Regions from separate parts of the Mus musculus genome. Here region 1 is linked to region 2. Evidence: chromatin contacts called from ENCODE Hi-C or POLR2A ChIA-PET data. All regions are on one chromosome and are shown on one strand. The core of a region is the stretch at or near the end of the contact, and the rest is flanking DNA. Distances in the headings are between cores, read along the strand shown. Region 1 holds the start of Helz (helicase with zinc finger domain). Region 2 has its middle 23 kb from the start of A830035A12Rik.

The links. Hi-C counts contacts between places; a loop is a spot of excess contacts on that map. ChIA-PET counts read pairs that join two places held with the same protein, here RNA polymerase II (POLR2A).
Region 1: a map of heart shows a loop between it and region 2 (4-fold over the local background). The contact joins the promoter of Helz here to the enhancer-like site in region 2. A Hi-C loop is called at or near these places in 13 of 37 maps with a recorded cell type or tissue (CH12.LX, Patski, T-helper 17 cell and 7 more). POLR2A ChIA-PET finds 5 or more read pairs at or near these places in 5 of 5 experiments (Patski and embryonic stem cell).

Annotation. Positions count from the first base shown.
Region 1 is chr11:107,546,520-107,549,219 of GRCm38, forward strand. Helz (helicase with zinc finger domain) reads left to right here and starts at 1,414. Exons shown (of 33, transcript NM_001368755.1): 1 at 1,414-1,462. Gm39426 (a long non-coding RNA gene) reads right to left here and starts at 1,475. Exons shown (of 3, transcript XR_003949607.1): 1 at 1,402-1,475; 2 at 263-504; 3 at 1-148.
Region 2 is chr11:107,509,675-107,512,374 of GRCm38, forward strand. No RefSeq gene overlaps it. Among named protein-coding and RNA genes, the nearest start is that of A830035A12Rik, 23 kb to the right of the region's middle. Within about 2 kb of position 1,402, at least 1 of the 3 ENCODE cell types and tissues checked has a DNase peak (open chromatin) inside an H3K27ac peak, as active enhancers do; it is heart, where a contact is called at or near this core.

The DNA.
Region 1 (2,700 bases), core at 164-2,663, 37 kb after region 2:
TGGAGATTTATTTATTACTGGGGATTAAACCCTCGCTAAAGCTAAACAACAGGATCTACCCGGAAGTCTCGGAGCATTTTCTTTTGGACACAAATCTTGCTCCGGGGAGGCGAGCATCTAGAGGTCCTCAAACTCAGCAGTGCTGACACTGGAGGAAGAGAATGTATAGGGTGGGGGTGGGGAGTTAATGAACAGACCTACATTTCTGGCAGGACTAGGGCTGCAAGGAGCTGGTACTTCATGGAGCAAAAGGGGTGGTCACCTGAGCTAGGTGTTGCTCGCCTGAAGCAACGCGGGAGGGGCGGGGAAAGCGCTGGGCTTGTCTTGCAACCAGAAAGCAGATGCCCGCGGGATGCTCGCAAAGGTCTGTTGCCGGCGCACGGTCGCCTCCTACTTCCTGCGTCCTGGTCGCCTCCAAGCCACTCTGGACATCCCCCTCCTCTCTCTGCCCAGAGCCAGCGTGGCGCCCGCCCTCTACCTTGTCCCGCCGCCTGGGGTCGCCGCCTTGTGGGAACAGGACAGTTGAAACGCGGTAGGCACTACCCCCCAACCCACCCGGGGGACCCCCTCCCGGCCCAGGCGCGCATCCACGCCCCACCCGGACTCTGCAGCCGGGTTCTCTTGAGTTACCTGCATGGGGAAGTCACAGTCCACAATTTGGACTCTAACCCGGCTGAATTCTAAAGCCACATTCCTAGGGGAGGGGGTCCTCCGACCTAGAGGGTCGCAGATCACATTACCGGCCAAGAGGAGGGGACCGCGCGAGTAAACTGGGGTAAAAGTTGCATTTAGCTTAACCTTCCCAGATCCCAATTGCAGCTTTGCGGGCGGATTGACTCGGCGTTTCACCGAGTTCCTGGGATCCTAGGGCCCCAGAGTGGCTTCTTAGGATACCGACACTGTCCCCGCGCGCGAGTGCGACATGCCTGGCGGATGCCCCGGGGCGGGAAGCGCGAGCGGTAGCAAGGACCTGGAGCTGGGGGAACCGCTCGCAGGCGTGCGCATTCATGCGCTCATGCATCCCTGCATACATCTATGCATCCGCTAGCCGGCTCACACACCACCCGCGTCCGGGACACGCCGTGTTGATTGAATGCAGGAGTAGGGTATCTGGCTACTAGGGCAGGATCGCGGCGGGGCAGACAGCAGCTCGCGTAAGGAATGGGGGAGATAGGGACGGGGGTGGGGGGAAGAGAGAGCACCCCAAAGGCACAGTTGGAAAACTGGGTGTGTGAGTAGGGGTGTTCCTTGAGAAGTCTCGCAGGCGCTGAAGGGGGCCGGGCGGGCCTCTGGGGCCAACTTTCCGGAGGGAGGTGCAGCCGGAGGGGGCGGCGCCGGCGGCGGGAGGCGGGAGTCGGGGGCCGAGGGGGGGGGGGAGTCACTTTAAAGGCTCTTTCTTACCCATAATGCTTTGTGGGGACGTTGACAAGTGGATCCAAGATGGCGTAGAAAGTAATGACAGGTAAGTCCTGACTTCCCCGTTCTCCGCTGCCCGGGTCGCTTCAGGAGCCTCCAGAGCCATCCGGGGAGAGGCCCGGACTCTCCTCGGGTGCTCCGGGTCCGGGACAGCGCGGCCCCGGGGACAGCGGGGGATCCCGCCGGCCGCCGGCAGGGCCTGGGGAGCGGGGCTCTCTCAGAGGCGAGGCCCGGACGCTGGAGCTGTTTACTGTTTCTTCCCCTCCTCAATCTCCTTTTCCCTCCGCTGGGGGGCTGAGGTGCCAGGGACCCAGGCGGTGGCCCGAGGGTCCTTGCACACGCCCGAGGTTCGGGGGGACCCGGGAGCCCGCGCGAGGCTGCTCCGGCACGGGCCGACCCTGGGGTCCCCGCACGCCCCGCGCCCCAGGGTCGCGGCTTAGGGTGGGGAGCGGGCGGCCTCCCACGCCGCGCGCGGTGCAGCCCTCCGGGTTAGCATTTCCACCCAGGGTGGGGCGGCGACCCCAGGGCAGGGGACAGCACGAAAGTGGGTCAGGGGGCGCCCCTCCCCAGCAGAGGGCTCTGCTCAAGATTCACTGTGGTCCCCCTCTCCCCGCCCCCCTCCTGGGACATGCGTGGCCCGTGAGCACATCTACAAAAACAAATGCACAGTCTCTTCCTGGAGGTGTCTCCAAAGGCCCCTTTCTTTCCTTCTCTCTCTTTACCCTCAAGGGCTCGGACACATAGTCCTAAGTAGGAACTGTGATTTCTCTCCCCAAAATGAGTTGAGTCTTCTGCCCCCTGGCCTTTGCTGAGGGTCCTCACAGACAGGGCTGGAAGCCAGAGCCTTCAGATTCCTTTTGGGTTGGGAACCTTGTTTTTTTTTTTTTTTTTTTTTTTTTTTGTTGAGCTCCGAAATTGGCATCCTTTCTCCCTTGCAAAGTTACACTTTTTAGACAAGCCATTAGGATAATCAGAAGTGTAACTTCAGAGATAGTGGATGCCGGGAGCAGCCGGGGGAAGAGGGAGACGTTATCTGGCCTAGTTTGTTCTTGATTTTGCTCTCTTCACTCATATGAATAGCTTTTTTCCCCCCCTCCTTGATTTTTTTCTCCCTTCTTTTATTTTTGAAAGTAAGACTAATCAGTGTAGAATAGATGAGTTTATTATGTTTAAGGTTGAAGACTATTTTCTAATCTGTTGCTGAAAGAAAATATTTTCAATTTTAGGTAAAAGAAGCAAATTTTTTTCCCCTCCAAAGCTTCATCCTGTATCTTTTTTTTTTTT
Region 2 (2,700 bases), core at 152-2,651:
TGTTTAGTGCAAGTGATGTGAGGGGTGGGTGGTATGAGTCCCACCAAGCTTCCTGTATCAGTGACCTCCTGTGAGTGAGCTGGATTAGGGGCTCTTTTGGGTGCAGTATGGGGGAGGGAACTACGGGAAGTAACCACCTGCTCCCTCTAGTGGAGCCTACTTCCTCTGCTTGATCAGGATGGAGCCAGCTGGGTCTGGGAAACTGCTCTAGGGCAAATTTACTGGCCCCAGGGATTGAGGCCAGGGGAGTTACTATGGGACATGTGTGTTTGCGAGCTTGACTATATGTGTGTGTGCCCGCCCAGTGAGAGAGAGAGAGAGAGAGAGAGAGAGAGAGAGAGAGAGAGAGAGAGAGAGAGCGCGCGCGAGCGCTCTGGAGCATAAAATATCTGAATTATATAGAGAGGAGCCTCTGGGGGAAGGGCAGCCCAGCCTTGGGCTGCAAATTCAGGATTGGGGGCAGGGTATACCAGGTGGGATTGAGGACTGCTGGGAGGACCTGGAGACCAGGTCGGCTTTGATATGTAAAGTATACACCTCAGTCCCTTGCCTGAAACCAAACAGTGAAGAGCATTGCATACTCTGCTCTTGCAGAGGAGACCCAATCAATGCCTCTGGCTTCCAGGGGTACCAGCACTCACGTGCACGTACCAGCACAAGCACACACATAAATAAAACCAAATAAATCTTAAAAAAATAAAAAGTTAAAAGTTATCCTTGGTTACATAGGGGAATTCGGAGCCAGCCTGGGCTACATGAGACACTACTTCACTCAGTCACTCAAGGCTCTAACTCTAAGGCAGTGGGGAGCCAGGATCCTCCCTGTCCTTCCCTGTTCCCCTTTTGCTGTTGTTCCACCTCAAAATGTCACAGCAGTAGGGCAACATTCTCCTTGTTGGTCAGAGATACCATCTCTTCACTCAGCTAACTCCCAAGTTCCCTTCTGAAGCGGTGGCTCTTTAGTGGTGGCCAATTCCGACCTTCCCTCCGTCAGCTTCAGACTTCCCTAGATCTCCTCCTTGAAGTGGCCAGAACACAATGCTTGCTCCGCCCCCGGGCTCAGGCTGGCCCTCCCAAGCCCCCGGGAGAGCTCACGAGGAAACCCACCCAGGCATGGGGAGTTTCTTGTGGCATTTATGTGAGAAAAGTGCCAAACTTTGAGAGACCTAAGCCTACAGAAATCCTGTAATTTTTCTCTCAGGCCAGTGAGCAGATTGCTGCGGAATCCAGACTCTGCTGTATCGCCCCGAGCTCATCCCTTTCTCAAGATGAGCTCAGTTTTTCCTCTAGAGGAGAAGCCAAAGGTTCCTGAAGGACTGCCTCTGTCTGTCGTCTATGTCATTATTTGCTGCAAGGCTGGTGTTAGGCACGTGGTCCCAGCGTGGCAAAGGAGCCAGCAGGGAGGCTTAAGCAACTCCGAGCAGAGCCCCGCCCAGGCCCTAGGGGGTTGAGACCCAGAGGTCCTTGTGACAAACGCATATCAAAGGCTTTCATCAGGTGAGGGGATGGAGGGCAGGGAGCAGAAGCCAGAGGCTGGCTCTTTGTGCTTTGAACTTTTCTTGGGAAAATAACATCTGCTACTGCGTTTCTTGCTAAACAGGCAAGGTGAGAGGGGAATCAAAGTAGCTTTGAGGAAACTCTGAGGCAGAGAGACACAGTGGGTGGACCTTCCAGAAGCTTCTCCGACCCACAGCCTGCAGGTTGAAACCAACAGATATTTCGGAATCACGTTCTTCATCGGTTTTTATTTCTCCCCCACGGCCCCCACCTTTCCCCAGGCAGGACCGATGCAGGGTGGGGTGATGTCTGCTATTACAGAAGGTGTTTATGGCGATCAGTGAACAGTCCCTGGCACTGGGGAAATTAAAAAATACAGACACAAGAGATGAGTTGGTTTTTTTTTTTTAAGTCCTGTTTTCCCAAATACTGATAATATTATACATTTCCTTCCATTCTTGATCAGTCTGTGCCTTTTAAAAAGTGGGAGGCAGCCGGGCATGGTGGCACCCGCCTTTAATCCCAGCACTCCAGAGGCAGAGGCAGGAGGATTTCTGAGTTCAAGTCCAGCCTGGTCTACAAAGTGAGTTCCAGGACAGCCAGGGCTATACAGAGAAACCCTGTCTCGAACTCCCCCCAAAAAAGAAAAGTGGTAGGGAAGCATAGTGGTGGAGTGCATGCGTAGCCTATACAAGACCCTGAATTCACAGTACTCTTCCCCCCCCCCAAAAAAAAAGGGAAAAATTTTAAAACATTGATTGATTGATGGATTGATTGTGTGTTTTCACCTCAGTGTGTGTGTGTAAGCCAGAGGACAGCATTTGGGAACCTGCTCTCTCCCTCAGTCATAAAGGTTCCAGGAACTAAGGTTTTTGACTTGGCTGCAAAGCCATCTCACAAGACCAAAAAAAGATTTATTTTATTTTAGCATGAGTGGTCTCGCGGCATGTACACCTGTGCACCAGCAGAGGGCACCAGATCCCAGTATAGATGGCTGTGAGCCACCATGTGATTGCTGGTTATCAATTTCTGGAAGAACAGACAGTGCTCTTTTTTTCTTTTCTTTTTTTTTCTTTTTTTTTTTTTTTTTTGGTTTTTCGAGACAGGGTTTCTCTGTGTAGCCCTGGCTGTCCTGCTGGAACTCACTTTGTAGACCAGGCTGACCTCGAACTCGGAAATCTGCCTGCTTCTGCCTCCCGAGTG